Regions from separate parts of the Mus musculus genome. Here all the other regions are linked to region 3. The links are chromatin loops, found by intact Hi-C in ENCODE. Cell type or tissue: left cerebral cortex. All regions are shown on one strand. Links, peaks and the distances in the headings refer to the core of each region. The heading gives the core; the rest is flanking DNA. Region 1 overlaps Gm13561 (a long non-coding RNA gene). Region 2 overlaps Tbr1 (T-box brain transcription factor 1). Region 3 has its middle 55 kb from the start of Psmd14. Region 4 has its middle 62 kb from the start of Gm39837. Region 5 holds the start of Psmd14 (proteasome (prosome, macropain) 26S subunit, non-ATPase, 14). Region 6 overlaps Ifih1 (interferon induced with helicase C domain 1). Region 7 holds the start of Tbr1 (T-box brain transcription factor 1).

Evidence for each region. A loop is a pair of places that touch in the nucleus more often than their neighbours do. Peaks named below come from ENCODE experiments on the same cell type or tissue, not always from the same donor. Only the 100,000 strongest peaks of a DNase experiment are listed, where the experiment ranks them.
Region 1: it touches region 3 in a loop (6-fold over the local background); 7 of 42 quality-filtered maps call a loop at or near these places.
Region 2: a loop joins it to region 3, with 4 times the contacts of the local background. A loop is called at or near these places in 16 of 42 quality-filtered maps.
Region 4: a loop joins it to region 3, with 4 times the contacts of the local background. A loop is called at or near these places in 31 of 42 quality-filtered maps.
Region 5: it touches region 3 in a loop (6-fold over the local background); 2 of 42 quality-filtered maps call a loop at or near these places.
Region 6: it touches region 3 in a loop (5-fold over the local background); 12 of 42 quality-filtered maps call a loop at or near these places.
Region 7: a loop joins it to region 3, with 10 times the contacts of the local background. A loop is called at or near these places in 16 of 42 quality-filtered maps.

Annotation. Positions count from the first base shown.
Region 1 is chr2:62,456,255-62,460,582 of GRCm38, forward strand. The region is part of intron 1 of Gm13561 (a long non-coding RNA gene); the gene reads left to right. Among named protein-coding and RNA genes, the nearest start is that of Gm13561, 3.3 kb to the left of the region's middle. In left cerebral cortex, for the core only: a CTCF peak has its summit at 2,092 (motif pointing left); DNase peaks (open chromatin) are centred at 890, 2,093 and 2,557; H3K4me3 peaks cover 593 bases; H3K27ac peaks cover 2,725 bases.
Region 2 is chr2:61,809,807-61,814,134 of GRCm38, forward strand. It overlaps Tbr1 (T-box brain transcription factor 1), which reads left to right. Exons shown (of 6, transcript NM_009322.3): 6 at 1,777-4,308. The coding sequence ends at 2,632. Among named protein-coding and RNA genes, the nearest start is that of Tbr1, 7.5 kb to the left of the region's middle. In left cerebral cortex, for the core only: a CTCF peak has its summit at 2,297; DNase peaks (open chromatin) are centred at 529, 908, 1,279, 2,014 and 3 more places; H3K4me3 peaks cover 4,000 bases; H3K27ac peaks cover 4,000 bases.
Region 3 is chr2:61,654,635-61,658,962 of GRCm38, forward strand. No RefSeq gene overlaps it. Among named protein-coding and RNA genes, the nearest start is that of Psmd14, 55 kb to the right of the region's middle. In left cerebral cortex, for the core only: a CTCF peak has its summit at 2,124; DNase peaks (open chromatin) are centred at 518, 898, 1,217, 1,518 and 1 more place; H3K4me3 peaks cover 2,263 bases; H3K27ac peaks cover 2,364 bases.
Region 4 is chr2:61,965,484-61,969,811 of GRCm38, forward strand. No RefSeq gene overlaps it. Among named protein-coding and RNA genes, the nearest start is that of Gm39837, 62 kb to the left of the region's middle. In left cerebral cortex, for the core only: a CTCF peak has its summit at 2,479; a DNase peak (open chromatin) is centred at 2,402.
Region 5 is chr2:61,709,533-61,713,860 of GRCm38, forward strand. It overlaps Psmd14 (proteasome (prosome, macropain) 26S subunit, non-ATPase, 14), which reads left to right and starts at 2,162. Exons shown (of 12, transcript NM_021526.2): 1 at 2,162-2,341. In left cerebral cortex, for the core only: no CTCF peak of the experiment used is centred there; a DNase peak (open chromatin) is centred at 2,149; H3K4me3 peaks cover 1,872 bases; H3K27ac peaks cover 1,092 bases.
Region 6 is chr2:62,628,277-62,632,604 of GRCm38, forward strand. All of the region lies in intron 3 of Ifih1 (interferon induced with helicase C domain 1), which reads right to left. Among named protein-coding and RNA genes, the nearest start is that of Gm39839, 10 kb to the left of the region's middle. In left cerebral cortex, for the core only: a CTCF peak has its summit at 2,387 (motif pointing left); DNase peaks (open chromatin) are centred at 284 and 2,344; H3K27ac peaks cover 1,230 bases.
Region 7 is chr2:61,800,906-61,805,233 of GRCm38, forward strand. It overlaps Tbr1 (T-box brain transcription factor 1), which reads left to right and starts at 3,548. Exons shown (of 6, transcript NM_009322.3): 1 at 3,548-4,328. The coding sequence starts at 3,803. In left cerebral cortex, for the core only: a CTCF peak has its summit at 1,948; DNase peaks (open chromatin) are centred at 1,215, 2,032, 2,120, 2,703 and 1 more place; H3K4me3 peaks cover 2,305 bases; H3K27ac peaks cover 2,310 bases.

The DNA of each region.
Region 1 (4,328 bases), core at 155-4,154, 800 kb after region 3:
GACACAGGCTCATCAAGAAGCTAGGGAACAGGAGGATGAGAAAGCATGAAGCATAATCATCTTTAACGGTAACAGGGAGAAACCAAGTAGACCGTGGCAGCGACAGGATGGAGGCGTGGATGAGGTCAACAATCTCAGTCCCCTCTAACATGTCCAGCTAACATGTCCCCGAGATTGATGGCAGAGAATGGGATGTGAAGAGTCACTCTGTACTCCCCAAATTATGTTTCAGTTTTAGCAAAATATATTAGAAAAGAAGCAGAGGAAGGAAGGCTTTGTACTGATTATAATTCAGTGACCACAATCCAGTTTCATAAACTAATCTCAAAAGAAAACCTGGGAACGCAGCTCTGGGTTTCCCGAAATGCTTTTCTTTCTGATGATCAGTATTTTCATCGTCGTCGTCGTCATCATTATCATCATCATCATCAATCATCATCAAAGACGTCGTTTGCTGCTATTTACTCTTTCTTATCCTGTGGTGTCATAGAGATGTCCAGAAGCTGCGTAGAATGAGCACAGGGATTGGGTGCAGAAGCAAAAGCAGAAATCCATCTTCTTCCCAGGCAAGAAGAAATCAGAGACACCAGGTGCTATACACAGGCCATTGTCTTTCTGTACTTTATCTGTTTTATAAAAGGTATTCTTCACGTAAAATTATACAGTGGGAGAATTCTAACTTAAAGTAAACAAGCAGTTATCAATTTGTTTTCATTTAGAATATGCTAAGCATAAACATATATTGCCCATACAAATATGGTGCCAGTATTTAAGAGAGCACAGGTTCCCTGACCTCAAAAACTTTAAGAACCTCTGACTTGCCACTTGCTGGAAGATGAAGGCTCTCCCAGGGAGAGGCTGAAGGGTAAGACACAGAGTCCTTCAGAGACTCCTGACACTGTGACCTGCAAGCAGGTTCTCTTCCCAGGGCAGTGGCTGGAACATGTGTAGGAAAGGCCTCAAAAAGTTCCGCTTGCTCTCGGCAGCTTTCCTAGTCTGGAGCATCACGAAGAACATTCATTTAGTAAGCAATTATTCTGACAATCTGAGCAATAAATGAGTCTCTTTTAGAAAGTAGCATTTTTTGCAATCTCCATGAAGTCTTGAGTATGAACACAATATATCACTATAGAAAATGTAGAGAATTCTGAAAAGTCTTAAAAACATGAATTTTATTTCCCCGAGAAGATAATTAGCATATACATTTCCTTTCTGTTTTAAACAAAGTTATCATGATTAATATTTAAGTTGTTACTTTATGCCTAGTGTAGTTTTTAACCCCTTTTAATAACTGTTTTCTGTTTTGCTAATCAATTGGCATTATTATATATATGGAGTAAAATATTCTCTTTGAGTTACACAAATAAATGTATACTTCTGCAATTGTACATGATCAGTCATTCCACATTATTAGCTTTTATAATAATGAATACAACCTTACTAAAATATTAATTTAGTTTACACACATTCACTCCTGCAAAAATGTATATCACAGATGCAAAAGTGTTTATTTTACTACTGACAAAAATATAATAAAGATGTAACTTCCTCCCAGATTGCATGCTCCTTTATTATTTTTGCTATTGTTATAACTTATTGAGAACTTAAACAAAATTCGTGTTTTCCTTCCTTTGTAACATAATTAAATGCAGTTGGATTTTGTTTTGGAAAATTGTAAATAAGGAAGATTATGGAAATAACGATATCATTGAAGGGAAATAATGATTGCAACAATATCAAAATGTACTGTAAAACAAGAAAAAATAAAACAGTATGGTTTGATAATAAAGACTGAGAAATGAAAATACCTCCTGGGAAATAGCCGAGCAAGCCTGAAATTGGTGTTTAAGTATAGACAGTCTCACCAATATGCCGCAACACTAATAAACGTTCAAAAAGCGTTGCAAAAACTACCATGGCTTTTTTCTTTTTCTTTTCTTTCTTTCTTTTTTTTTTTTTAATCTTCTTTTCTTCCTTTTTTTTTTTTTTTTTTTTTTTTTTCCTCCCGAAAGAACACAAATTCCTTTTCTAAAACAGCTAGTTTAGGGAGATAAAATTGGAAGAAAAGATGTATGGTGCCATCTAGTGGTCTTTCATATAACTGCACAATACTGTTCTATGTCGTTTCCATTCGCAAAAATTAAAATTCTTCGAAGAATCGAGAAAGGTAAATTGTTTATTAATAAAATATTTAATGCATACTTCCTCAGCACTAATTTAAGAGAAGTCTAATTTTAGTGCTGTTAAGGTGATTGTTAGGTCCTCAGAGATTAAGGTAGGCTGTGTAATTATCTGTACTTAACGTACAAGAAATTACAGTTCCAGACATTTACATAAACAAGCATGCCAACCTGTCATACTTTTTTTTAGTAACACAATGAAACAAAAGAACAATTTGAATAAAAGCACGCTGATTGAAAATTCATATATGGGAGCAGAACCTGCCAGCCGTTATAAGTTCTGAATAAAGAACACAATTTGAGAAACCTGTTCTTTGGATTGAGGTGCCGGAGGCTTGGCGCTTGCCCTCAGCTGTTGCTAGTGTGGCCAAGTAGTTCCTGGAACGACTGGAGACTCCATCTTTTCTCCCAGCCTCCAGGTAGGAGCTACACACATCTGTGACCATCGCCACACTGATTGTCTGCATCCGTCCCCATCAAACAAACCAAAGGTCCTACATTCACACGGAGAAAACTTACAAAGCAGCCCTTCCGGTTCAGAGAACAAGTTCACCCTGCCCCTAAGGTGCCTGCAGCAATAGTTCCCTGCTGTAATGAACGCCTTCTCCCCGAAAAAGTCTCCGTGGACCATTGTTAGTCCCCTTCGCTGGAATTTGGGGTCTGCCAGTGAGATAATGGGACCAGTGTATTCCTGGCTTGTCATTGGCTGAAGCTTAAGATGTAGAAGCTTCAGGTGGTCACCTGAAGGGTCTGAATAACAAGGGGAGGCAGGGGGATGAAGTCCAAGGAGCAGTGATCAGAAGAGAAGGAAGAGTACCCTAACTAGATGCTGTTGCCCTGCTCAGCCTTATTGGGTTCTCCTTGATGTCTCAACACCTGCCTAGTGACCCCTTCATTTTGGTGAATCGTATGCAAATGCTTTTCTGTCTTTTGGTTCAGAAGTGTATTCTATCACTCAGCAGCCATATTTCTTCTATGCTGTGTCTGAGTTCTTTTGCATGACCTGTGAGAGCTCTCGTGACCTCTCGGTTTCCCTCACTTCTGGGTCTTTCCTTCTCCCCAACTGGCCTTTTACCCTTCTCTCTACACCGTAAGCACTAGCTGTATACAAATTTCACTTCGTGGGGTTTACCAGCCACTCTTCAGGCTATCCTGAGTGCTCCAGAAAACGTTTTATTATCTTTCCTCCCCAGCTTCGTTTTAACCTTCAGACACAAGTCCAAGTCCCTTAGGTCTCTCAGACTTGGATCGTTTTCTTGGCATCATCCCATCGATTATTCTGCATCCTGTTACTGCTTTGCTGACTCTGCGTCAAAAAAAAAAAAAAAAAAAAAAAAAATGGCCTCTTCCTTTGGAAGAGACTAAGCTCTTTGACGGATGGATGGTATTTGTCTCCCTGTGGCTTTGTACTGAACCTAGGCTATAGTAAGCACTACATATATGCCCAAAGAACTGACGAGACGTGTCTGTTAAGTGAAAACAAGTAAGGCTCAAGTTTGCTCTAAAACGTTTCCTGGGAAGGGCTGTGTCTAATTGACCTCGTTTCTCCTTCAGCTGGAGTTTGTAAATCCCCCACCACCACCACCACCACCACCGTTTTATGAGAGCTGTTGTTTCAGGTTTCAAAATGAGACTCCCCTTTTCAACGTGACTCTTACTTAAGTCAAAGCTGAATGCACACAATCGGTCTAAAGATTATCTCTATTTTGTGGACATGGGTGGTCCAGACACCCACAAGGAGATAAATAAATGTTTGAGGTGGGTCCTTCAATGATTTTTTTTCAATGGATGCCAATTTGGCAAGCTTGCCTGGGCCCTACCAGTGTGAGGAACCATGATTTTGGTATGATGTTGGGGAATTTGTGGCTCCCATCTGCTGGTTATCTCGCAAAATGTAGAGCTGAGAAAAATCACATACTGATTAAATCATAGAATCCCACACTTGGAAGGGACTTCATGAGATGATCGGGCCCGCCTCCTGAAGGTCAATGCATAAATCATCTTGTGCAGATGGCTGTTTATCCTATTTTTAAAGCTCTTTAAGGATGGAAATTACACAGCTTCTCTTGGTAGTCTGATCTTCATGGTCAAGAACTTCCCTTTTAAAAAGCCCCAGCTTCTCCCTGCAGTTTGGCTCACTTCCTCTTT
Region 2 (4,328 bases), core at 202-4,201, 160 kb after region 3:
ATTCTGTTAAGAACATCTGTTCATAGCATTTATTTTGCACAAATCAATTCAGCAATCCCAAGTGGTCCAACACCTGGATGGACATCTAAACTATCTTTCCCAGACTGCTTTTTTCTTTTAACAAATATTGTGGTGGTAAACAGAGAAGATATTTGTACCTTGTTAATCCTTTCTCTTCCTAGCTCTCTCCACTTTTTTTTTTTTTAATTTGAAACTTAATTCAAGTTTCAGGAGAGGGTTTTTTTTGGGGGGGGGAGGAGAAGGGGGTACATAATGCACCTGAGCAGACACAGCTACTCTCATCTGCCCCTCTTCCGTGGCTGCCTTCTGTTAGATGAGCCACCTCCTTTCTTAGATCCATGTAACTTTCCCATCTGCATAAAACTAATTCCTGGGTTTGGGGGAATGAGAGAGAGTGGAGTAGATTTAGCAATCTCTTTCCTCCATAAGGTTGGTAATGTGGGCCTTGTTGGATCAGAGAGCAATGTGGGAGGGTGTGAGGGTTCAGATGATTCTAGAAGGTTGCTTGGCCACACCCTGGGGAGTTTTCTCCCCTTGGGGTTCAGATCTGACAATACTGAGGCACTCTTTCAAATAGTGTTGACTAAAGATGCAAACACTTATGTGTGAGCTAAATAAAGAGAGGTATGTGTGTATATGTGTGAGGAAACACTTATCCAACTTCAAGTCGAATGGGATCTCCTAGACCCATTAATAAATATTTATTTTATCTAAAGTAATTCCCCCAAACACAATCTCTCTTTATTAGCGGGCAAATTCTCAAACTTTCCGTTGCCTCGGTTTCCTCATCAGGAAAGTGGAGTCATACATAGCACCCAAGAGGATTGCTGTGAGCTACATAAATCTATCTGTGCTCATGTAAATAATTTCTATCTGCACAGTCAGGCACAACTAAACTCTGTGAGGGTTGGCTGTTATGAGTGGTAGGCTGTTTGATGGAGGGTGATAACTGTAAGTTTCTCCAGAGAGTCTTTCTCTTCCACTTTTCCTTCTAGCAATGGGCCAAAAGCTGAGTAGAAAAGATGAGAGGAAAGTACACTGCTTTCTAAAGAATTTTATTGATCAACGAGTCTTTCTTCCAAGTAGTAGTTTCTTGTTTGCTTGCATTAGTAGAGTTGGGAGTTAAAGGGCGTACATAAGGGAAAGACAAAAAAGTATTCCAGCAGCAATCCTACGGGCTCTGAAGGCCAGTGGAAGTCAGCCTTTGAGAGATTACCTGGACATATCGGTCCCCAACCTCCCCATGCTGATTTCCCCTCTGGGGATTTCTTAAACTACCCAGAAAAAGAAAAGGAATTGTCTGAACAACTCAATGGACCCAGGAGGCCTTAAATGGGTGGAGAGAGTGGGTCACTTGTTTAGAAATTTCACTCAGAAATTTATCAGTGAGGAAAGGCCCAAAGGGCAAATAGCACCTTGGTGTCTGGCTAACTCAGCCATCATGTGAGCACAACTGCTGGCTAAGTGGATTTAGGCCCCATCTTGGTCCCGGTGCATTTAGATGGAACAGGGGACGATGGATGACCTCCAGTCTTCACTTTTCGTCCCGCTCAGGTTCTAGGAGGTGAACTGGTATCTGTGCAGTTCAGGCCAGGGAACTTGCGGGTGTGTGACCTCTGTCATCTGCAAACTGTATGGCCAGCGGCAACCTACAGTCGGTGTGCGGGTGGGCAAAAACTAGAGGTGGCTTTCCCTCCAGGACCCCAAAGGGACCTCCGCGCCATCCCTCGGTTCTCTCTGTCTCCCTCCCCCCAGGATCTACACGGGCTGCGACATGGACCGCTTGACCCCGTCGCCCAACGACTCTCCGCGCTCGCAGATCGTGCCCGGCGCCCGCTACGCCATGGCCGGCTCTTTCCTGCAAGACCAGTTCGTGAGCAACTACGCCAAGGCCCGCTTCCACCCGGGCGCCGGCGCGGGTCCCGGGCCGGGCACGGACCGCAGCGTGCCGCACACCAACGGGCTGCTGTCCCCGCAGCAGGCCGAGGACCCGGGCGCGCCGTCGCCGCAGCGCTGGTTCGTCACGCCGGCCAACAACCGGCTGGACTTCGCGGCCTCGGCCTACGACACGGCCACGGACTTCGCCGGCAACGCGGCCACGCTGCTGTCGTATGCGGCCGCGGGCGTGAAGGCGCTGCCCTTGCAGGCCGCGGGCTGCACGGGCCGCCCGCTCGGCTACTACGCCGACCCTTCGGGCTGGGGCGCGCGCAGCCCCCCGCAGTACTGCGGCGCCAAGTCGGGCTCCGTGCTCCCCTGCTGGCCCAACAGCGCCGCGGCCGCCGCGCGCATGGCCGGCGCCAACCCCTATCTGGGCGAGGAGGCCGAGGGCCTGGCGGCCGAGCGCTCGCCGCTGGCGCCCGCCGCCGAGGACGCCAAGCCCAAGGACCTGTCCGACTCCAGCTGGATCGAGACGCCCTCCTCCATCAAATCCATCGACTCCAGCGACTCGGGGATTTACGAGCAGGCCAAGCGGAGGCGGATCTCGCCGGCTGACACGCCGGTGTCTGAGAGCTCGTCCCCGCTCAAGAGCGAGGTGCTGGCCCAGCGGGACTGCGAGAAGAACTGCGCCAAGGACATAGGCGGCTACTATGGCTTCTACTCGCACAGCTAGGCCGCCAGCCCGCTCGCCCGCCCGCCCGTGCCCCCGGCCCCCCAGCTCGGCCCCACGTCCTCCTTCCCAGGCCCGTTCTAGCGCACTCGCTCTTTCACTTGACCCTCGATGACCGTCTGCGGGGATAAGTGCAGGTCTCTCACTATGATTTTAAAACTCTTCTTTTTTCTTTCTTTCTTTCTCTCTACACAGCCTTCTCTGCAGTTAGCGCACCGACCTTGAACCTGGCTGTAAACCTTGTGGTTTTCCAACTTTTCGTCTGTGAGGTTATGATCCTCCCTGTCTTTTTTCCACCCCCTTCTCCTTGCCCCACTCATCCTCTCCTTTCTCTTGGAATGAAACTCTTCAACTTTAGGAGACCTGGGCAATCCTGCCAGGCAGCAGCGATTCCGACCCGCCTTGTCTTGGCCTCCCTATTTAACCATAGGATGTTGACTCTAGAACCTGCACCCACCCAGCGCGTCCTTTCTTATACCCGAGTGGATGGATGGATGGATGGATGGATGGTAGGGATGTTAATACTTTTAGTGGAACAAAGCCTGTGAAATGATTGTATATAGTGTTAATTTATTGTAACGAATGGCTAGTTTTTATTCTCATTGTCAAGGCACAAAACCAGTTCACGCTTAACTTTTTATTCCTTTCCTTTCTTCTCCTTTTCTTTTTCTCCTCTCATTCTTTCTCTTCTCCCACACCCTTTGTTTTCTTGTGAGTTATTAAAGATATTCTAAGAGGCTCTGGAAACACGAAGCACTTCATAGTGGTGGCTTTCTCACTTCTCAGTTCGTTGCATGATGTAACCACTGTGTGCCCTGGTGCACACAATGTAGCTAAGGAGAATCCACCTGAACACCTGTAAAAGCTAGTTGTCTGTTCCTAGGCGAGTCGAGTAAGTGACACGATGCCTGCCAGGCGGACTTAACTGGAGTTCTATGTGTTTCTCCCTTCCTTCTAAATGGAATGGCCCCACATCAGCAATATTATTTTGCCTTATTTGTTTTTCCCCAAAGTGCCAAATCCATTACTGGTCTGTGCAGGTGCCAAATATGCTGATAAACTGTTTCTGACTATCTTTTCAGACCCCACTCCACCTTTATATGCTGTAAATCTTTGTAATGAGTAATCTACTAATGATATAGATGACTGAATTGTTGGTAACTATAGTGTAGTCTAGTGAAGATGAATTGTGTGAGTTGTATATTTTACTGCATTTTAGTTTGAAAAACGATTCCCCCACCACTTAGAGACAGCTGAAATTTGACTTTCTTGGGAAAACACTAGCATTATTGCAAGTAAGACTGATTCCCCCCAAGTCTTGTTATATTTGATAAGGAGCATTAATCCCCCTGGAAATAGATTAGTAGGATTTCTAATGTTGTGTAGCAAACTTATACTTTTTTTGTACTTTAAAATCAATGTGAAATATGCATCATACACAATATTCAATCTAGATTCCAGTCTATGGGGGGATTTGTCCTAATAGGAATTCAGGGTCTAAACGTGGGTATACTTTGGCTCTCCTGTAAATCAAATGTTGTGATTTTTTATATTTGTTTTGTTTTGTCTGTGAATTGAATAATTTATACAAGTACACACTCCACTGAGAATCGTTTTGTTTTCTGCTCGTTTGTATCGTCTGTGTATAACAAGTAAAATAAATCTGGTAAAATGCTAAATATGGTGTTGAGAGCAGTTT
Region 3 (4,328 bases), core at 96-4,095:
CTGTGCCCAGTGGAAGAATGAGAATGGTACCTCGACTTCTCAAGGTGACGAGCACATCACATTGACATCTTCCTCACCAGGGTGACATAGCGATTATTAGGTATGCACTGTGAAGGGTTCTGAGGCATGTACATCTTTGCCACTAGGCTGAATGGAAATGCCTAGACAATTATCCAAAGACTCTTTTCTTCCCAGCTTCCCCTCCACTACACACACACACACACACACACACACACACACACACACACGCACACACAACTTCTCAGTATGTATTAATAAGAATATACCCACCACCACCTATCAAAAAAAAAGGGGGGGGATTTTTTTTTTCCTCTCCTCGCCTCTCACACAATTGACATCTTTACTGGCTTGCTGACAACCAAAAAGAACTCTATCCCAAAAAGTGACTTGGAGTGGCCCACTACCCTCCTCTGGAACATCCTGCCCTCACCACTTTAGTAAGGTGGGAATTTAAGATTCTAGCAGTACCCCAAGCTCCAACTTCTTAGGGCAGAGACCCTATTGGGCCGCCAGAGGGGCCTTCTGGAAGGACCCCGCAGCTCGAAAGGTAGAGTGGACACCACACCGGCCAAGTCTATCCCTCTATCCTATTGCAGTGCGGGGTGACGACAGGGCTGTCTCTGGGCTTCTGCTAGGCGTAGCCCGGGTAAGAACAGCTCCCAGGTAAGAAAGCTACGTGCGCAAAACGCTGATTTTGGGATGGGGGGTGGGGGGAACCACCCGTGGGCGAGGCAGTTGTGAGCGGGATGCCTGAGAAGTGGGAGGTGAATGTCCTCGGGATGCCCCCCCCCCCCGGGTGCAGCTTTCCCCGGAGGCTGAGGCTGCTGCCAGCGGGGACATCTGCTTTCTTACACTCCAGCCTGGCTCACCCCGCCCCCTCAGCCCCGGGTTGCGTGGTTATTTTACCAACACCGGGGGAGGGAAGACTTGAGGAGGTAGAAAAGGAATGGATGGAAGCTTAAAAGATTTTCTTCGCACCCCCCCCCCAGTCCCCTCCTTTCTTCTTCACGTCTTTTAACCTTCAAGGTAAAGACTTTATAAATATGAAACAATAAGGGAGTCTGCTGGCTCGCAGGCCGGCCGTGGGCTGGCGAGGCTGCCGGGTGCCGGGCCTCGCTCTTCTCTCCATCCTCACAAGTCTGGCCGTGGTTCGGCGGGTTAGGCTGGGCACAGGGGCCGGCGGTGAGCGCTCATCCCGTGGCGCCTTCGCTCCCGGGCTGCTGCCTCGACAGCTGCTTGTAGCTACAGTAATTAGACTGTCAGTGCTTGTTAGAGGAGAGAGGGGAAAACACGCTTCTGACAGCAGATTCCGAGACTCCCCAGTTTGTTAATTTCTAAGAGATCTTTAAAGCATTAATTGAGGTCTCCCTAACTCTTCCCTCCCATCCCTCTCCCCAACTTCTCCCACCCCAAAATATCTTTAGGAGAAAATTCTCTCCGCGTGGAAGCAGTGTTTCCCGCAAAATTGCCAGCCCGCCCCTTGCTCACGCGCGCGCGCGCACACACACACACACACACACACACACACACACCCTAGTTTACATATGCATATATAGGCACACACGTATATGCAAGGTTAACTCCGAGGAGCACTCGTCCAAATAGGGACCGAGATTGCATTTAAAATGATAATAATAAATAAATAAATCAACTAGGAAGGAAGGGGGGAGGGAAGCAGAAGTCGGGAAGAAAAGAGAAAAGCAGCAGGCTGATTACGAGGTGTCAAAACTGCCAGGAGCAAGAAGGTGATAGCAATCAGGGGTGAGAAGAGTGCGGCATTCGTGCGGGGCAACTAATTATCCGTCTCATTTGAGAAGAGCAGCATTTGAGGCAGCAGCGTTCGCCTGCTGAACGGTGACAGATTGGCGCGGAGGAGAGGGGAGGTGTTAAAACAATGGAGCCGGGCGCGCGAGCGCTGCTGCATGCTAATCAGCCCTCCCTCCGCCTGCCTGCCGCGCTCCCTCCTTCCTCCCGCTCCCTCCTCCGCGCGTCGTCCTCCCGCCTGCGGCGCTCCCTCCTTTCCAGCGGGCCCGCCGTCGCCCGCTTCCCGCTCCCTGGCTTTCCCGCGCGTCCTCCCCGCCGCTGGCGAGCCGCACCCGGGTTGGCCGGCCGGGCGAGAGAAGCGAGCGAGCGAGCGCAGCCCGCATGGGGCGCCCGGGACCCACGTTTAATGCGCACGCCCGCCCGGCCTGCCTGCCTGCCTGCCTGCGGGGGAGCGGACGCACTGGTCTGTGAGGGGACCCGAGTCACGCCAGAGGCCCGGGGACAAACCAAAGAGAGCCAGAAAAAACAAAGCCAGATCCGGGCCGAGCTGGGTCTTTACCGCATAGGCTTCCAACCTTGGTGCGAGCTGCCGAGACCCCGCTCGCCTGAGCTGTCGGCATGGTCAAGCCCTACCCCCCCCCCGCACCCCCCGCCAACGCGTCCCCCAAAGGCTTCGGGCTGTGACCCTCGCACACAAGCGTCCTGGCCCTGAGCACAAGTGCGAGCGAGTGCTTTAATAAGCCAGAGAGGGCCTTACAATTAGTTGTACTCCCAACCCCTGACCTCCTGACCCCAAGACTAGGCTAACTGGGCTTCTGTGTCACATACCCTGGGGAATACCACCTAAGACAGTAGCTGGTGAGACGAACGTCTTTTCAAAGCAGGTAACCCTCCCACGACCCGGGGCACCCGAAGATGGGGACTGGGCATGGCTGGTGCACTGCGTGCCTCCTCGATCAATTGGCTCCGTGATAAGATGGACATGAACAGCAACACCAAAGAATGCATCATAAACGAAGTCTCGTCAAAAAAAAAAAAAAAAAAAAAAAAAAAAAAAAAAAAAGTCTTCCATACCTGTTGAGGCTCGCTGGGGAGCCAGGGGAGATTTCACAGCGGTTCCCTTTTTGACCCGCAGAGTTGATGGTTGAGCAGAAAAACATTTAAACTACCATTTCATCAGCCATTCTTAGGATTAAAGACTTTGATGTTCCTCCCTGTGACAAAAGTGTCTTAGCCAGAACCCAGAAACAAAGAGCTGGCTGCAGTTTTTCCTAAGGCACTTAGCTATTAGCTAATCAGGTGCCTAAATTAACGTGATAAAACTTTCCTCTAACCATAGATGGTAAAAGAAGTAATTGCAGGATAACCTACGAAGTATAATTTTTTTCTACGGACTTTAATCTTGGTATAACAACACAAACAATTGTGTGAAGACTTATTGAGGACACAAGGGTTTCATTTCTATTATTGCCTTTCCCCTAAAGTTAGAATGTCTATTAATTAAAGTATATAAATATAAAATCAAGTGACTTGAGTGAATCTTGGTGGTTTTAGATTTTGATTCTAGTCATAGTGGAAGCTACACAGTGCTCAATGTAAGTAATTTTCCCGCTAGAATATGCCCAGGCATACCAGTAAAGTAATGACCTACTGAAATGCTATAAAGATTTAAAATTGAAAATTCCTAAAAAGAGTTATATAAAGTGTTTTGTACTGGGAAGCAGAAGTACTTTTGGTTTCTCTGGAAACCCACTGAGCAGCCCTCTGCCCTTAGCCCTTAGCCCATCACAGACTTTCCATTGCTATACTGTTAGCCTGCATTTGGAAAAATCCCCAAATCTGTTAGACTAGGAATCCATCTAACAGCAAGGGTGGAGGGTACATCCATTAATGTAAACCTGGGTCCAGCAATTCCATCGACATTGAAATTTATTTATTAACTATTTATCAGCCTTTTCTTCGTTAGCTAATTCTATGGAGGCATTTCATTTGAAGGTGTGAATTTATGGATTTCAATCCCCGTGTTGCCTTATGCATAGCCAATAGCTAACAAAATTATTTACCTTCTATCGGCTGGCTTTTTACGGACCTAGGGTAGTTTCTTCTCAGCCCTTAGACCTCACAAATTTGCATGGCTGTTTGAATGGCATATTTACAGATAAGTTTTTATTTGCACATAAGGACAAAAAGGTGAAGTGAAATTTGGTCCCAATGGAAACCTGATAGCTTCCCTGAACATATGGCTCCTTGGGCTGTTACTTCCTCTTTGAGATCAGTTTCCAAGTTTTTTTTTTTAATATATACATCAATTTGACACCAGTTATAAAGAAAATATATTGGTTTCGAAGATGCCTCCACCTGGGACTCTTAATAACAAACCTCCACCTCTTAATAACAAACGATGTAGTCAGGTGTACCTCTGAATTTACAGGTCTTGGCGAGCAAGGCATACTTTGATACCAGTTATCACTGACAACTGATTTACAGTCTTCAAAATGAGTTAGTTCTGTAGGTTCTTAGAACACCCGGACCAGGGTGATTAA
Region 4 (4,328 bases), core at 254-4,253, 310 kb after region 3:
ACAAAGTATATTAAGGTCTTTTTCTTGTACTTTAGCTATGTTGGAATATTGAGGGCCTTCTGTGGTCAGGTTGCCGGGCCCTTGTGGAGACACATTGTCCTGGTTCTTAGAGATTTTTATTTTAAGCTGGCATATAGGCATCTAGGGCTTGGAAGATTATAGCTCTAAGTTCTCATATCTTCTTTTGTCTTTGTTAAGTGTGCGTTTTGATCTTTGGTTTCTTTTTCTTCTCTGGATTTTAGGATTCTGTGTGTTGCCTGGTAGAAAATTTTCTGTGGACCTAATATGGTGTGACCACTGGTGGTTCCAGGTACAATGTGTTTCTGGGTATTGAGAATTGACTCTTAGGAATGGAGATAGGTAGGAGACTGAGAGAGTCCTCGGGAGGAAGGAGAGCAGAGTGTTGTGCTAGGATCTGCTTATTTTGTCTCTTTGAAATGGAGCAGGGCCTGAATAGAGGTTACCCCAGAATGTTTGTTATAGAGCTGCAGATGATCTGGAGGAAGAGGAGTAGGGTAGATCTTTAGTCTGCCTACTTGCTTCCCTGGCAAGAGTGGCCTGATGGGTACCAGAGAGTGCCTTGTTGGAGTTGGTGGCTGAGGTCAAGCAATGAGTCAGGATGGGAGGAGGTAGTTTAGGAGAGGAAGTCTGTGGGATTCACCGTAGATATGGGCAATGACAAGAGGAGGAAGCTGTAACAAGTGTTCTGTTGCAGAACTAGGGGTAAGACTGGAAGATTGGATTTTGATCAAAAGAGAAGAGGGAGCGGTGAAGGTCTTCAGTTAGCTTGCCTGTTTTCCTGGCCTGCTCATCTGGTATGTTTTTAGGGAATGCTTAATGGTGTTGGAGGCTAGAATAATGGAATGCATTGGGAGAAGGAAGATTTGGAGATCTTCCTGATCCATTGGGGGTGTGGTCAGAGAGGAAAGGGAGCCCACAACATGTGTTCTACAGCAGAGCTGTCGATGGATGTGGGGATTGGATCTGGAGAGGCAGAAGGAAAAGTGAAAATCTGTAGTCAGCCTGCCTGCTTCCCGTCAGGATTGTGAACTTTTTTTTTTTTTTTCTTCAGGAAAATGATACGTTAGGCATGAGACATTTAAATTATTTATTTAGTTGTCTGTTTGTTTTCTTTTAAAGACAGGGTCTCATTGTAATTACCTAGTTTGTCTGGAACTTGCTTTGTAATCCAGGTTGGCCTTTAGCTCACAAAAATCCTCCTGCCTTGGCCTAGAGTATTTGGGCTTAAAGATGTGTAACAATGCCTGGCTACATTTAAACATTTTAAAGAATCTTGAACTCTTTGAAATATGTATGTTTAAAATATTTTTAAGTTTTCACTTGCTACTACAAACCTTTCCTCCCCAATTTTATCTGATTAGTGTTTTGAATATGGTTTTTTTTTTTTTTTTTTTTTTTTTTTTTGAGACAGGGTTTCTCTTTATAGCCCTGGCTGTCCTGGAACTCACTTTGTAGACCAGGCTGGCCTCAAACTCAGAAATTCGCCTGCCTCTGCCTCCTAAGTGCTGGGATTAAAGGTGTGTGCCACCACACCTGGCTTGAATATGCTATTTTAAAGTATCATTCTCATGTTGTATAATTTTAGTGGTTTCTTTTATCTTTTATTTGTATGTTAATATTTATTGACCTTACGTTTTTCATTTCTGTGTTTTTCCAAAAGTTCCTTTAGTCAGTACACCTTATGTAGACTTCTTTCCCCACTTCTTTTGGTTGTCTAAAAACCACATTGCTTTAGCTTATTTGTGCACCTTGGCCCATCTACATGTGATGCTCTCTACTCTTAGGTTTAAGGGAATTCCTTATTCCTATAGTAGGGAGAAAAAAATTTCCTACCCAACGTCATGATTTTGTATTAAATTTTATGTGTGTCTAGGAAATGGAGTCTGACTTGTGAACATTGAGGAAAATTTCATAGTATCTTAAGAGTCTAGGTACTGGGTATAGGAAGTATGCCTTCCTTTCCCTTTCAAATGCTTAGTTTGAACCTCTCTGGCACTGGCATTCTGTACAGTTTCATCTCAGCTTGAAACAATGAATGTAGTGTATCTGATCGTAAGCAGTTGATCCCCAGACATGTTTATTGATGGCACTATCAAGGAAAACAGCATACTGACATACAATACAAAGAAACTTGGCAGACTTTATAGTGGCAATTCAATTTTGGCATTTATATTGGTAAAAACAGATTATGAGGCTTAGTGTAGCTCAAACCTTATTTAAGCTCACAAATGTCTGATTTGATCAGTTGGTATTGCAGTGAGAGCAACACCTCTATCTCTAGGAATTCCTCTATGCAGTTTATACTAATGCTGGAGTCTGTGCTTTACTGTGAGTTTGTATTATGCAATTGAATCTTTCTTTTTCTTCCCAGATTGACCCCATTCAAAAGATTCTATTGAGTCACCGTGCCCTGCAGTACAGTTTAAAAAATTTTAAATGAACAGTGACACTTAGTGGCTAGAAATATTCATTGCAGTTCTTTTTCTGTACGATTCTTTATTAATGTGCCCCATGGTAATAAAGCAAATGATACCAAAACTTAAGACTTCTTGGCAAAGTAATATATAGTATTTGAAGTGTTGTTGGTTTTGCAGCAGCTGTCATTCCATACCAATCCATTTAGTTAAAAAGCAAACAGGTGGCCCACACATATTGTTTTTACTACATAAATTTTAAAATCGTCTTCACTCTTATTGAAATAAGAGAGGCATTTCTGCTGTTGGTTTTAGCTTACAAAAAGACTATGTAGCAGTACAATGAAGGCATTGTTAAGAGTACTGTTCAAAGTGCGTTCTTTCAAGCAGGAGTCTATTTTTCTAAATATGAACAAGCACTTTAAATTAAATAAGTAACATATGTTTATACCTATGATACTAAAGAAAAAGCCAGATCTGTGATTCCAGTGTCCCCAGTCAACCCTTTTGTTCTGCTTTGGTATTATGGCACACAGAATTAATTATAGTGAGATTTTGAAATGTTTAAAATCAAGAGTTTATTCCTTTAAGGTTAAAATTTCCCTCGGTTTATGTTTATCGATTTAATTTTGAACTTTAGGGAAGGTTTAGGGCTAGTAATTATGTTTTATTTATCCATAAAATAAATCATGTTATCTTGCATGAGGTTAATGTGTTTTTAAAGTCTCTTGAAGCACTGTGATTGGAAAGCAATTTAAATATAGCCTTCTGCTAGTTTCATATACAACAGAGAGATTAGTAGAAGAGATCTGATTAGAGAATGTGACAAAATACAGCAAGACAGTTACAGAAATAAATGTAAGCCATGTTGTTTGACTTTACATATAAAACAAATATAATGGATTTTCTGACAGAACTTAACTATGGGGTAGGAAGGAGAGGCAATAAAATAGTCTTTTACAGTGTTGGGACCTTTCACTGTCTCTCTCAGTATTGGAGAATGAATTCAGGAACTCATATTTGGTATACATATGCTGGATTACTGACCTGCCCTATTGTTCCACCTTCCTCTTGCTTTTTTTGAAATATGATATTCTTATATAACCCAGGCTTATCTTGAACTTTAAGTCTTCCTGCTTAGCCTATGAGAGTGAGGAGTTTAGACATGTACTATCTTTGGAGTCTCTTTTAACTTAGCCTAATGTCTTAGAAATTGTCTTTATATAATACTCTAATTAGAAAATGAAAAAAAAAGCTTATAGAAGCATATTCGAATACCTCAATGTAAACCATGTATCCCCTCAAAGTTTCCAAAAACAATTAAAATTTCATTTATCGTTATTGTTTGTGTATGGTGTGTGTATAACATATGTGTGGGTATGATCATGCCATGGCATGTGTATGGAAATGTGAGGACAACTTTCATGGTATTGGTTCTATGTTTACATGGGTTTTGATCAGTGAACTCAGGTCATCAGGCTTACGTGAGAAGTGCTTTTACCCTGGATGTGGATAATCTTGGTTGTCAACTTGGAGAGAGAACCTTAATTGAACAATTGCCTCTATTAGATTGGCCTGTGGACATGTATGGAGGACTTTTTGTTTTTTAATTGCAGACGGATGTACAAAGGCCCAGCCCCTCTGACCAGTACTATTCTTGGGCAAGTGAGCATGTGTTGTATCAGAAAAGCAGTCAAACCTCTGAGTGTGGTAGCAAGCCAGTAAGCAGTATTCTTTTATGTTTTCATCTCAAGTTTCTGACTCTAGGGTTCTACCTCAACTTTCATCCAGTGATTGACTATAACCTGTAAGGCAAGTGAATATGTTTGTCCCTAGTTGCTTTTGGTTATGCTGTTTCATCACAGCAACAGAGAAGCAAACTAAAACACACTT
Region 5 (4,328 bases), core at 229-4,228, 55 kb after region 3:
CTTTTCAGAAGATTAGATGGAGAGATTGCCAGAAGCAGAGGTGGTGGATCAAAGAAACTGTTTTTTAGACATTGGGCGGATGCACAATAAACTCATAGTAATGTGACAACATGCATAAGAAGTAAGCAAACTCAAGCCAGACAAAACTCCAGCATAGTGGTGGGAAGGTAGGTACCAGATCCTACCACTAGCAAAGGGAAGGGAGAGGAAGAGACAGCTTTTAATTATGTAACCCCAGGCAGGTCAACCACATTTCCTGTTAGTTGTTAGTTGGGCAACACAAACTAGACTAGATAGGGAGGAGTGGTTCCAGGTTGGGTGCGAAGAGAGGGAAGGTTTGAGAGAGGGGTTATAGAATGAGCTGGGAAGTGAATATGTTTAACGTTTATTAATTCTTTGAGAATTAATACAAATAATGTTTTAAAATGTGGATGTTTATGTATGTGTGTGAGGGTACGGTGCTCTTGAGAGAAAAGGTCACTGAATCCTCTGGAGATGAAGTTACAAGCAGTTTGCCGCCCACTGTGGTTGCTGGAAAATGAACTTGGGTCTTCTGGAAGAGCAGCAAAAGTGAAAGTGATTAGTAGCTGAGCCACCTCTCCAGGCCCAGTAAGACTTAACCACTGTCTTATTAGGGTTTTACTGCTGTGAACAGACACCATGACCAAGACAACTCTTATAAGGACAACATTTAATTGGGGCTGGCTTATAGGTCCATTATCATCAAGATGGGCAGCATCTTGATGATATCAACATAGCAGCATCCAGGCAGGCATGATGGTACAGGAAGAGTTGAGAATTCTACATCTTCATCTGAAGGCTGCTAGCAGAATACTGTCTTCCAGGCAGCTAGGATAAGGGTGTCAAAGCCCACACCCACAGTAACACACCTACACCAACAAGGCCACACCTACTCCAACAGGGCCACACTTTTTAAATAGTGCCACTCCCTGGGGCAAGCATATACAAACCATCATAACCATATTCTTGTAATAGCCATATTCCTTTTGAGTTTTACTAAAGGGGAATGATTCTGTAATCCATTCTCTTCTACCATTCAGTAGTTCCATGGTGATTTTTGAGTCAGGAATGCTTTTAAAAAAAATTAGGGCTGGTGAGATGGCTCAGTGGGTAAGAGCACCTGACTGCTCTTCTGAAGGTCCGGAGTTCAAATTCCAGCAACCACATGGCGGCTCACAACCATCCATAACAAGATCTGACTCCCTCTTCTGGAGTGTCTGAAGACAGCTACAGTGTACTTACATATAATAAATAAATAAATAAATAAATAAATAAATAAATAAATAAATCTAAAAAAAAAAAAAAAAGAAACGCTTTAAAGATGCATTTTAACATATTTGAGAAAGTGGGAGTAATCCATAAACATGGTGAGTGACCTAAACGGCGTCCCAGGATGTGATAGAAACTTGCCAAAGTTAATTTGAGTAACTTTGTTTTGAAAATCTAACACAAAGATAAAAGGCCGTTATCGTTTAATTATGTAGAGAAGTAGTTTTTTTTCAATACGTATTGAAACAGCTGAAAATAAGAGGCAGGAACACTGGAAAAACGTCAAATTTCCTTGAGGTTCCCCCCCCCCCCCCCCCCACACACACACAGGGTTTCTCTGTGTAGCCCTGGCTGTTCTGGAACTCACTTTGTAGACCAGGTTGGCCTCGAACTCAGAAATCCGCCTGCCTCTGCCTCCCAAGTGCTGGGATTAAAGGCGTGCACCACCACCGCCCGGCCTATAACCCCTTTTTTAGGCAGTGAAGGCAAGAAGAGGTAAACTTGTATGCGGAAAGAGCCTGTATATTTCTAACCATCTCCCTATCCCCCACCCCTTTAATTTTTGCTTTTCAAGTGACCAAGAAAACCTTAATTCAACCTTTTACATTTTGAGGAAGGCCACAAAGGCGAAGGACAGAACCAAGCCAAGTCTAGCCTCCACAAGGCTGATAACTCCAAAATTCCCAAAGCATGGAGACCTCAGTGAAGCAGGATTGGCACTGTGAAAAAAACCAGGAGGGCGGAGCAGCTCGCCTGACTTCCGCCTCGCGGGGACCGGGACCAGGCGGCCTGCGCGTGCGCTGTGTGCTCCTCCGCCCCCAGCCGGCTCCGCCCCCCCCCCCCCCCCCCCCGCCGGCTCCACTCCCCGGCGGACTCCAATTGGCGGTAGAAGAAAGGAAGCCGAAGGAAGCCGGGAACCCGGAAGTACTTCTCTGCAGAGGCCTGGGCGACTCTTTTGAATGGAATCGGGCTGATTCATCGCCTGTTCTCCGAGCCAGGTCCTTGTTGAGTGTGAGGCGCTGCCCTCGCCGCCGCGTCGCCACAAGGCCAGGTAGGATGCAGACCGCGAGCTCTCTTCAGGCGGCCTCAGCCGAGCCCCGAGGCGGGCCTGGGACGTCCGGGAGCCTGCCTCGCTAGGCCGCCTTCAAGCCTTGGGCTTTCCTGAGTCACGTTGCCCAGCCAGGTTGCCGGTGGAGTCCGGGGCCTGATGGGATTGCGGACCCCTTGGTCCTTTCTTCCCTCACCTCCGGGTGTCCGGCAGGGTTAGGGCTGGATGTCATCTCCTTGCAAACGTTTCTGCTTCCCTCTAGCTTGGGAACCTTTAACCCATCAACTGGCAGAACCCTGTTTATGATCTACGTGTGTTCGTCTTTAGATCTTCCTGTGTTGAAAAACTTCCAGTCCAGGGAAGAAAAGGAGCGAGGATGTTCGCTTAATCGTTTGTCCTGCTAGCTTTAAAAACCTTCAGAGAGGCATGCTTTTAATCCTGAATGTTTTTAGAATAAAGTTGGGTTATTCCTGCTATGCCATTACTTCTTGTACTGCTCCACTTGAGTACTGGTCTGTGAATGGTTACATGTCCATTTTTGAGTAAAGTAGAAATCAACTACCGCTGCTGCGGGTTATTAGAACTCAGTTTTCCCGTGGGTCGATCGAACTCAGTGTCTGCCAAAGAATGATGCCCGCATTTCAAAAGAGTCTTAAGAAATTTGGGAACGCTTTGTTTACTTATTAATTTGGAGATAGGTTCTTACTCAGTATATCTGCTTGGTCTAAAACTAATTATGTACACCAGGCTGGCCTTAAATTAATATAATCCTGCCTCAGTTTACCAAGTGTTGAAGTTAAAGGCATGTAATTCCACTTTAGCACGGAGTGAAAAAAAAGTTAAAATGGCAACCAAGTTCCACGTCATGGCTGTGGTAGTTTGTAATTGGCCCCAATAGGCCCATAAGGGAGTGGCACTATTAGGCAGTGTGGCTTTGCTGGAGGAAGTGTGTCACTGTTGGGGTGGGCTTTGAGGTGTCATAAGCTCAAGTGTGGCACACAGTCTTCTGCTGCCTGTGGATCAAGATGTAAAACTCTGAGGTACCATGTCTACCTGCATGCCACCATGCTTCTCACCATGATGAAAATGAACCTGTAAGCTAGCCCCAATGAAATGTTTTCTACAAGAGGTGCTGTGGTCATAGTGTCTCTTCACAGCAATAGAATCTTCAAGACAGTGGTAAACACTTCTAATGCCAGAATTCAGGAGGCAGAGGCAGGCTGATCTCTGAGTTGAAGACCAGCCTAGTCTACAAAAACGAGTTCTGAGCCAGTTAGGGCTATACAGTGAGATCCTGTCTCACAAAAACAACAACAACAACAAAAATAATATGAAAGCGCTAGTAAAGATCTAATTTATAGAAAAGGCCTTAAATGTTAGCAAAGAAATACAGTTCTCATGTGAACACTCGCAGTACTAGGGAGGAAAAGGTGGGGAGAATCTTCTGCTGTTTGAGGCCGGCCTGGTCTGTGTAACCGATTATAGGTCAGGCTGCTGCTGGTTCTGCTTTTCTGTTTGTTTTTGAGATGGCTTCTCCCTACACAGCCCAGGCTAACCACTGCCTGATGGGATCTTCCTGCTTTAGCCTCCACAGTGTAGTGTTGGAATTACAGGTATGTGCATCAGTACCCAGCCTAAAAATTGGTTGTACTGCTGCAAACATAATGTAAGTAAAGCAACAAGACAAGCACTTAACGTTGAAGTTGGAAACTGGACAGATTGTCAATGTGGATAATTAATATAATGGTGCCCGTCTTGCCATGTTACCTCAATCAATGGTTTGTTTTTTAATGTTTAAATTCTATTGCTTAGGGCCTTGAGAGAGTTCCTGCAGAGTACCTGGGTTCTATTCCCAGCACCCATATCCAGTGACTCACAATGGATTGTAACTCCAGCTCTGCAGATGTCCTGGGGTACCTGTACTGATGTGTAGATACCCTCCCCCCACACAATTAAAACAATACAAATAAATTGTATGTCTTAAAGTGCA
Region 6 (4,328 bases), core at 161-4,160, 970 kb after region 3:
TTTCGTAATCCTCCTGTCAAAGATTATCCCAAAAGCTTGAAGCACGTCCTCATGTTGGAACAGACCCAAGGCTGCTCGGACCCCTTACGCGTGCTTTCTTTCATTCTGCTAATAATACATATTTCCTTTTCTTTAGAAATAACAATCTTTTCTTTGAGAGGAAATAGATTACTTTTATTTTCAGCTCTATGTATATGGATCTACACACACACGCTCACATTTTGGTCTGTCATAGTTCGCTCTGTGTGCCAGGGAACATGTGTTCCTGCAGAATGGAGAGAAGCCACCTCCACCCACCTTGCATATTCTATCCTGGATCCAAGCTTCTAGGAAATGAGTTCCCCAAAGAGAAAAAGAAAATCTCTCTCAGAGCCACAGGCCCACATGGCCATCCACGGAGCTTCTCTCTGCTCCTGTTTATAGATGTGTGTGTGTGTGTGCACACACACACACACACACACACACAGAAATATGTCAGCTAGAATTAAATGTGAATCATTTGTGATGATGTTGGCTTAACTTGTATCATCTCGGCCTGTTAGTTATCCTTTGCGCTGGGGTCCAAACACAGAAAGAACTGATTAAAATATAGGGGTGTAAAAGCTACTATACCCACCAGAAGAGCTTGTTCCTTAACTTAATGATGAAGGCACAATGTTTTGAAGTGTGGTCAGTCACAACTGTAGACCTTGATGACCACACTAGAAGTCTTGACATTAACAGGACCGTGGACTGGAAGATGTGAACTGGAAATGCTTTAAATTCAGAGATGCCTGTTGGAAAGGCTGAAGACTCTAAGCAACCCGAACCAGACAGCAGGGAAGTACAAGTGCAGATATCATTAAGGGTGCACAGGTAATGCTCAACAACAATTCTTGCATTTCTGTCCCCTGCAACCCTGTTACATCACATTTATGACACACCACAGCTTTTGTATAACTTCCCTTACTAATGACATCCACTCAGTCTGAAATGTTATCAGTCACCCCTGTTCATAATCCCACCATAAGGCAGCCCTCCCTGGCTCAGACAAATGTCTGTCCTTCCCTCCTAGCTAAACTTCTTTGGGGTAACCTACCTTCCCACTCAAGTCTGCCTCTGAACCCTTTAACCCCTAGACTTGGGGCTTTTCTTTCCTTTCCATTGATTTTCCATGGCGTAATTACTGTTTCTTCTTGGGAGCATGTAATATCTGTTTTCTTACCAAGGTCGTATAATTTTAAGATATGAACACAATGGTTTGGTATGATCTGACCAACTCACTTCCTTCTTGCTGGGAGTCTGGCTTTCAGTCCTTTGCAACTCAGGATAGAGAAGGTAAGATCTGATAAACAAATTAAAATCTGTTATGATTCTGCTAAAAATGTTGTTTGTAGTGATAAAATAAACCAGTCTAAATTAATTTCACTGTAGAATCACACCACTCAGTTTTCATACGGATAAAAATACCTATGGCATTATCGTTGAACTCTGGATGACTGACTGTAGCCCTTTTAAGACAGCTGTGCAGTTGTGAGTCACACAATACGCTCAGTTTGAAAAGAAACATAAAATCCTTTATAAGCATTAATCACAACATATTCATATTCCTTCCTTCCCCTCCCTCTCTCTTCAAATTACTCCCTACCCTTAAATGGCCCCAGTAGCACTGCAAATTCTCAGAAGTCAATGGTAATAACTAAATTTAAGGAAATATAAAAGATAACTCACTCAATTTGAGCCAATTCTGAAACAGTAATATATTGCTACCACAGTGATCTTCCTTTAGCTTCAAATGTTGTGGCATTTATTTCTAGGTTTCTAAAAATCACTAGATTTTCTACAGGATAGTGATATGGAATGTTATTCTGATCCTTAAGTGCAAGGATAAATTTTGTGACACTTTCACAGAAATAAGTATAGACCAAGCCTAAGATTGGTCTTTGGTCTATGAAAAGGAAAACAACAACAAAAACAAAAACAAAAAACAAAAAACAAAATAACAAAACAAAACAACAATAACAAAAAGTGCTGTGACAGATTGGACCAGGGAGAAAGAGGCTGTTTTATAAAGGTCAATTTTTAAAACCCCTCCTACAGAACATGATCTATGCAAAATATATCCACAATATATTCCAAAGCATAATGTCACCGGATAAACCTAAGGAGTTGAACATATGGGGGAATGAAAAAGAAGGTATTACAGTCTGAAAACAAGCAGGTTGGTGAGCTCATTAGCTGGGGTAGAATTTTAAAATCTTCACGTGAACGAATATATAAATCAAAATATACACATGCGTGCTGGGTCATGGGCCCTATGTATTCACACATGGCTAGTTACATTATCATTTTTCACTCTTGGAGAAATCCTTTCTCTTTATAAATGTCAAAGCGCCCTCTGCTGATCATTCTGAGGTACTTGCATTTCTAGAGTCCAAACAAGGTGCTCTAATGGATCCAGAAGAGAAGCTTCCGGGTTTGTTGTTATGCAGTGTTACATAAAAGTGTTTCTTCCAAACTCAATAGCATTTCCCTTGTTTGAAATCTCATTTACTACACTTTTGTTTTACCACGGCACTTTATTTCCTAAATGTAATAATAAAATCTCCAAGTTAAAAGGTAACTACTCACTTGTTTTGACAAAGCAATAACAGATATTTAGAAATGACTCTAACTTTTCTGGAAATGTACAGAATTAAAATAACCCATAGAATGGGTTAAGTCCCTTTGGAGTCTTCCATGTGAATATGGTCTAAGAAAACATCAAAATTCTGTGATATTTTCTTGTTCTAAAATCTCCAGTGACTTCAGAAGGCAGAAGAGGCATCTACATCCCGACAGCCACATTAACAGTTCTAAAATGCGCAGTTGCTGTTTAGAAGTCACTGTGTCAATTTGGGAAAGGCAATGCTTTAAAGAAAACTTTGGTTTATTTTAATTAATAACTACATTTTAAGGGGGGATAGCATCTCTCTTAAACATTTTTCTTTATTTGTGAGAATTTCATACATGTCTTCAATAAAATCATCAATAGACCCCCATTTTCCTCCTCCTGCTTCCCCTAAGCCCCCCACATTTCCCGCAATGTGTCTCCTACCCTACTTCACGTGTGTGTAATCCCAGTCAATTCTGAATGATGAATGAGCGGAGAAGAAGAGATGCCAACACCCCACGTGTGCTGAGAGGGTGAAATGGCCATCTAGAACCTTCCACAGGAGAATTCTAGTCTGTCACCCTTAGAAGGAAGGATAAATGTCATTAAAGATGGGCTCCCGTGCGAGCCACTGCGGTGACTGGCGAGGTGTGAAGGAGTTAGAAGGCTGTAAAAGTGACTCCGAAAGGATCTTCATGGAAAAGCTACTTACATCTAAGGGGCTTAAATGCAACAAACTACCATAAACTAAAAGACATGCTAGCGGGTTCAGCAAGATAATAAGAAATATCCTGACATAAGTTACAAACTTCTCTTTCCTTTTATTACTGCATATTTTTTTTTTAAAAATCCAAGTTTACAAAACGCATGCAGCTTAGGAAACAATATTTGTTGTTGTTGCTGCTGCTGTTGTTACTTCTAACAACTACTAGGGGTATTAGCCCATCTTGCTAGAACACAAAATAAACACACAATATCTTTATCAATAAGCTGTGCATGTCATTCAAATAGATACCAGAACCTATGGCATGCTTCCGCAAATATTTTCACTGTTAACACTAAGAACGACTAGACAGGCAAAATCCTCTATTAAATTTAGCAATAAGTATTGTGAGCCAAGTAACTCCATGGGTGGGATACAGAGATGAGTGGCAGAGCACTTGCCCAGCAGGAGAGAGGCCATAAATCCAGTCATCAGCATTTATCAGCAGCTGCACCTAAAGCAACCCTCTGGTGGAAAGGCATCATGTCGTCACAAACAAGCAACCCTCCATCATGGGCTTGGAAAAGCTCAGGACGGGACTAACCTATTCACAGATGCAGACACTGGAAGACTCTGAAAGGTCAGAGGGTTCCTGTGAGCCTGACGGGCTTCTAGAAGCCTGTCCAGCTTACTATACGAGCTCACTCTCTAACCGGTATTTGAGTATTTTGCACTAAGCTTAGCCCTAAGGTGCATTGTATGGCCAACCTCACAGAGTGGGAAGCTGCCCGGGCGTTCTTCTGAGTTTCTCACTGTGTGTACAGGATTAACCAGGAGCTCTGGTACAGGAAGAAAGATTATGAGGTTTTTCTGGGTTTTTTTGTTTATTTCTTTGTTTTTCTTAAGTAAAAGAAGTGAAGGAAGGGAAGGGAGACAGAGAAGCCTTCCCCTACACTGGGGCACCGTCACAGGACCAAGGGCCTCTCCTCCCAC
Region 7 (4,328 bases), core at 59-4,058, 150 kb after region 3:
CCTGAATTGTTTGAAGTACTCAGCGGTTGATACCATAGTACTGATTATTAGCAGTTATCATAGCTCCTCATCAGTTATCATAGCAGTTATCATAGCTCCTCAAGTGAACAGAGAACCCTGCCCTCCTCGTCAATACTTACTCAGAAACAACTTACTGAGTACTCCAAGCAGTATCTAACAGTATGGAGACAAATATTTAATTCTGGGTTGTGTCCTTGTAAACATACAGGCCAAAATATTTCTCATTCTTTGTTAAAGGAGGATTATTCTGGGTAACTTTGGATTTCACCGACTAGCATTCCATGAGTGCCATAGTACACCAGATACTGTCCTAATAAACAGCTCCATCTATGCACTTAACCATCTGATGACATTGTCAGAAATTGGAGGTAGAATTGTTTACGTTTCCAATGTGTTTCAATGGATTATTTTTTCCTTTTTTCTGGTTGAATGAGATGCTGTGGGCACTTCCTGCATGTCCTGTCTTAAATGTAGTGATAGGGTCTTGTTAACTGCAACATTAAGTCGTCAGGATTGCACATGATCTTTTAAAACTAAAAAAGTGGAGTGTCGAATGTTCCCTTTGGACTATTTCGCACTTATGGGAACCTTTTTTTTTCCTTCCTCCCTCTCTCCCTGCTCCCCCCCCCCCCTTACTTTCTTTTTAAATACAGGGTTTTCACCGTTTATAATTAATGACAACTTTCACAGATATTGGAGGATTATTTAGAATTAGATTTTGTGTGTATGTGTGTGTGGTGTGTTTTAAATTGAGTATGTCCTTTTAAAAGAGAGAGATGTAAGTATTTCTAGGCCTGGGTTCAGTACTCAGGCTAAGTTAGATTTTGTGGCTGTCAGGGCTTGCCATGCACCTGGCTTGCTCTTACTTAACCTGTGGGCTTCCTTGATTCCCCAGTACTACCTCCTGCCCTCCTGCCCTCCTGCCCCTTCATGTTGAAAACAGTATCAGCTTCAGTACCTTGACATAATCCCTCATACCAAAAATCATTTGTCTGTTTTTATATTTTTAAGTAATCAAAATCAGGTTGTTCTAATAGACACTCAGTGAACACCTTGATCTAGTAACCACTTTATCAGCAGCCTGATTATGAAACACAAGCAGTGAGGAGTTGAAGCTGCAGAGATGTAACTACACACTATTCAAATGATCTCCCTGGAAGCTCTTATACACAGTCCAAGCCCCTCCCTAAACCTAAGCTTAACACGAAGTTGGTAGAGTCCTCATTTTCCTTGTGAATATACACCAATTTCAAGGCAAAGCCTGTATGTGAGGAACCACTAGGTTTTGGGGCTGATTATTGAAAATGGGTCACAGTGCTTATTCACCTCCAAATTTAAAAACTAACAAATGTGCATTCCTTTTCTACCCTCTTTACACTTAGATGGGCAGTTTTTGATTCCTTGTGTTTTTAAGAAGCCAGTTCTGAGTGTCCAGGATAGCAAAAGGCTTCCAAAACCTCAGGTGGTCTGTCACCTTCATATATGTACTTGAGGCTTTGTGTCCTGTTCAAGGGGCAAGATGAGGTGAGAAGCAGGAGGGTGAGGAGAGGCACTTGGTGACAGGAGCCAATGTTACCCGCAGAGGAGGACACAACCAGGTAAAATGGGACAAAAGTAGCAGCAAAGATTGAGGGAAACATCAAATGTCATCACACATATTCACCCCACCAACAACAACCTGGGTACTCCAATTCTGCCTCAAAGGCTAAAATCCAACTGGATAGGAGCTGAGATTTGCTTTCAAAGGGAAACCGGGTCTAACATTATTTTTCTCCCAGAAAATTGCTTCTACTTGATTCTTAGACATCTGATCATCAACCTGTCCGGCCTATGGCCACCAGTGCCAGGTCTTGCTCCTGTGCCCTGTGGGAGGCTGCAGCTGGTACCCTCTGCAGCCACAGCGCCAAGCCTCCGAGGGAGGTGGTGCAGTCTGCTCAGTGCTGGCCGCTGCAGACCAAACTCCAGCACATCTTGAATCTGTTAACTCTTTTCTGACCATACCCAAGTTCCACCCAGCTTTGAACTCTGCTGCTCTGGCGGGGCTACTCAGACTGAAGGCTTGAAGGCAGAGGCACCATCTGGAGGAGATAGATTCCCAGACCCAGCCTGCCTGAGGCATGGGTGGAGTGTGAGCCTCTCGGTCCTGAGCCAGACAGGTCGCCTGGCACTCTCTTAGTCCCCCTGAGCTCACCACCTTGCTGGCCGAGCTGAGCTAAGCCCGGGGTTGGCTCTGCTTTTCTGCACCTCTTGCCTTCAGGGTTGGCCATGCCTGGACACAAGCATGAGCTCTGGGTTTATAGATCTCAGGCTCTCTTGGCTCGAGGCCGAAGGCTAGCCGCCTGTGAAAGCAGGTACTAGATCTTTTCTCTCTATACCTCAGAGTTGCTTGGGGCCTCGTATTACTTGTGCCAAAATCTCTTTACATCGATTCTTTTCGCTAATCCTCTTTTAAAAATTACTGGCATGGGTTCTTTTTCTCTCCCTCTGGATTATGTAAACATTACACACACACACACACACACACACACACACACACACACACACACACACACACACCACACCAGTCAGTAAGATCATCGCATTGACACCGCTTCCACTCTGTCTCCCCAGATCAACGCTTCTAGAGAACCCATTTGCACTGGGGACTCAGCCCTCTCTTTTTCCTGGCGAGGCTTATGAACCTGTCACCAAGCCAGTGCCTCGGAAAGGAGGAAGTGCGGTGGGGCTCAAAGGATACATGGCGCCCGCCCCCAGCTAGCTGCTCTTCAGATGATCTGCAACCAAGTTGGCTGATAAAATATTTAGTAACGACCCAGTAAACATGACTGCAAATACATTAAAGCACTTCAGCGCGACAGCTTATGATTATTTCAAAACTTAAAAAGGAGATCATAGATTGTCACTGTTTCTGTACCCCTGCCGGAAACCGAACCTTCCCGAGGTGGGTTGCTGGGTGGGTTAACTGCTTTGCCTCCTCTTCTCCTCTCTTAACGCTGTGGCTTTCAGCGGCAGAGGTTTGTTTATTTATTTATTTACTCGTGTAGTTTAAAGGTGGGGGAGGGGGCGGCAAGGACACGCAATACCGATTCAACAAAGCACAGGCTCAGGTGTGTGTGCTTCTGTGTATTAACTGGAAAAGACAGACTCTGGAAGTTTTACAGGGCGAGAAGAGGCCACCGGCTCGCGCTTTGTATACTTTGCACTTGAAATCGTTACATTCAACTGAATATTTGGCTCATTCAGATCCGAAAAGTCTCCTAGCATCATCGAATTCCCTCCTCCGCCCCTCCTCTCTAAAGAGAGGGGGGGGGGTAAGGAACTGTTTAGTAAATTGCACATCTTTGAATCTTCCTGAAGCAGTGGTCACAAAGCTTAAAGGTGACATAACAGAGCTCACGTAAACCAACACACTTTCCCCACCCCCCAAGCCAACAATAAAATCATCCCCTTCAATTTGCCATGATCGTCGCGACCAGGAGCCAGGTGATTATCCTAATTAATGTCTATCTAATTAAATTACTGTCAGCAGCTAACCAATGGCAAGAGCCGTTTCATCGGCTGCATAAGCAGCAAGATCAAAAGTGAGCCTTTTCTGATTGCTGCATAGTGTCAATTGGCCAATCTCTTCTCCCAGGGAAAAAAAAAAGTAAATCAAACCTTTGAGAAGCATTTGCTGGTTGAAGTGCTTTCTGTCTAGTGAGGGGTCTGTGGATTCCTAGTGTATGATAAACAGGACTTTAAAACCCAGGGACGGGAGGGCCAGCGTTCAGGTTCTAGAGCTATGCAGCTGGAGCATTGCCTCTCTCCTTCTATCATGCTCTCCAAGAAATTTCTCAATGTGAGCAGCAGCTACCCACATTCGGGCGGATCTGAGCTTGTCTTGCATGATCATCCCATTATCTCGACCACTGACAACCTGGAGAGAAGTTCACCTTTGAAAAAAATTACCAGGGGGATGACGAATCAGTCAGATACAGACAATTTTCCTGACTCCAAGGACTCACCAGGGGACGTCCAGAGAAGTAAACTCTCTCCTGTCTTGGACGGGGTCTCTGAGCTTCGTCACAGTTTCGATGGCTCTGCTGCAGATCGTTACCTACTCTCTCAGTCCAGCCAGCCACAGTCTGCGGCCACCGCTCCCAGTGCCATGTTCCCGTACCCCAGCCAGCACGGACCGGCGCATCCCGCCTTCTCCATCGGCAGCCCCAGTCGCTACATGGCCCACCACCCGGTCATTACCAACGGAGCTTACAACAGCCTGCTGTCCAACTCTTCGCCGCAGGGCTACCCCACGGCCGGCTACCCCT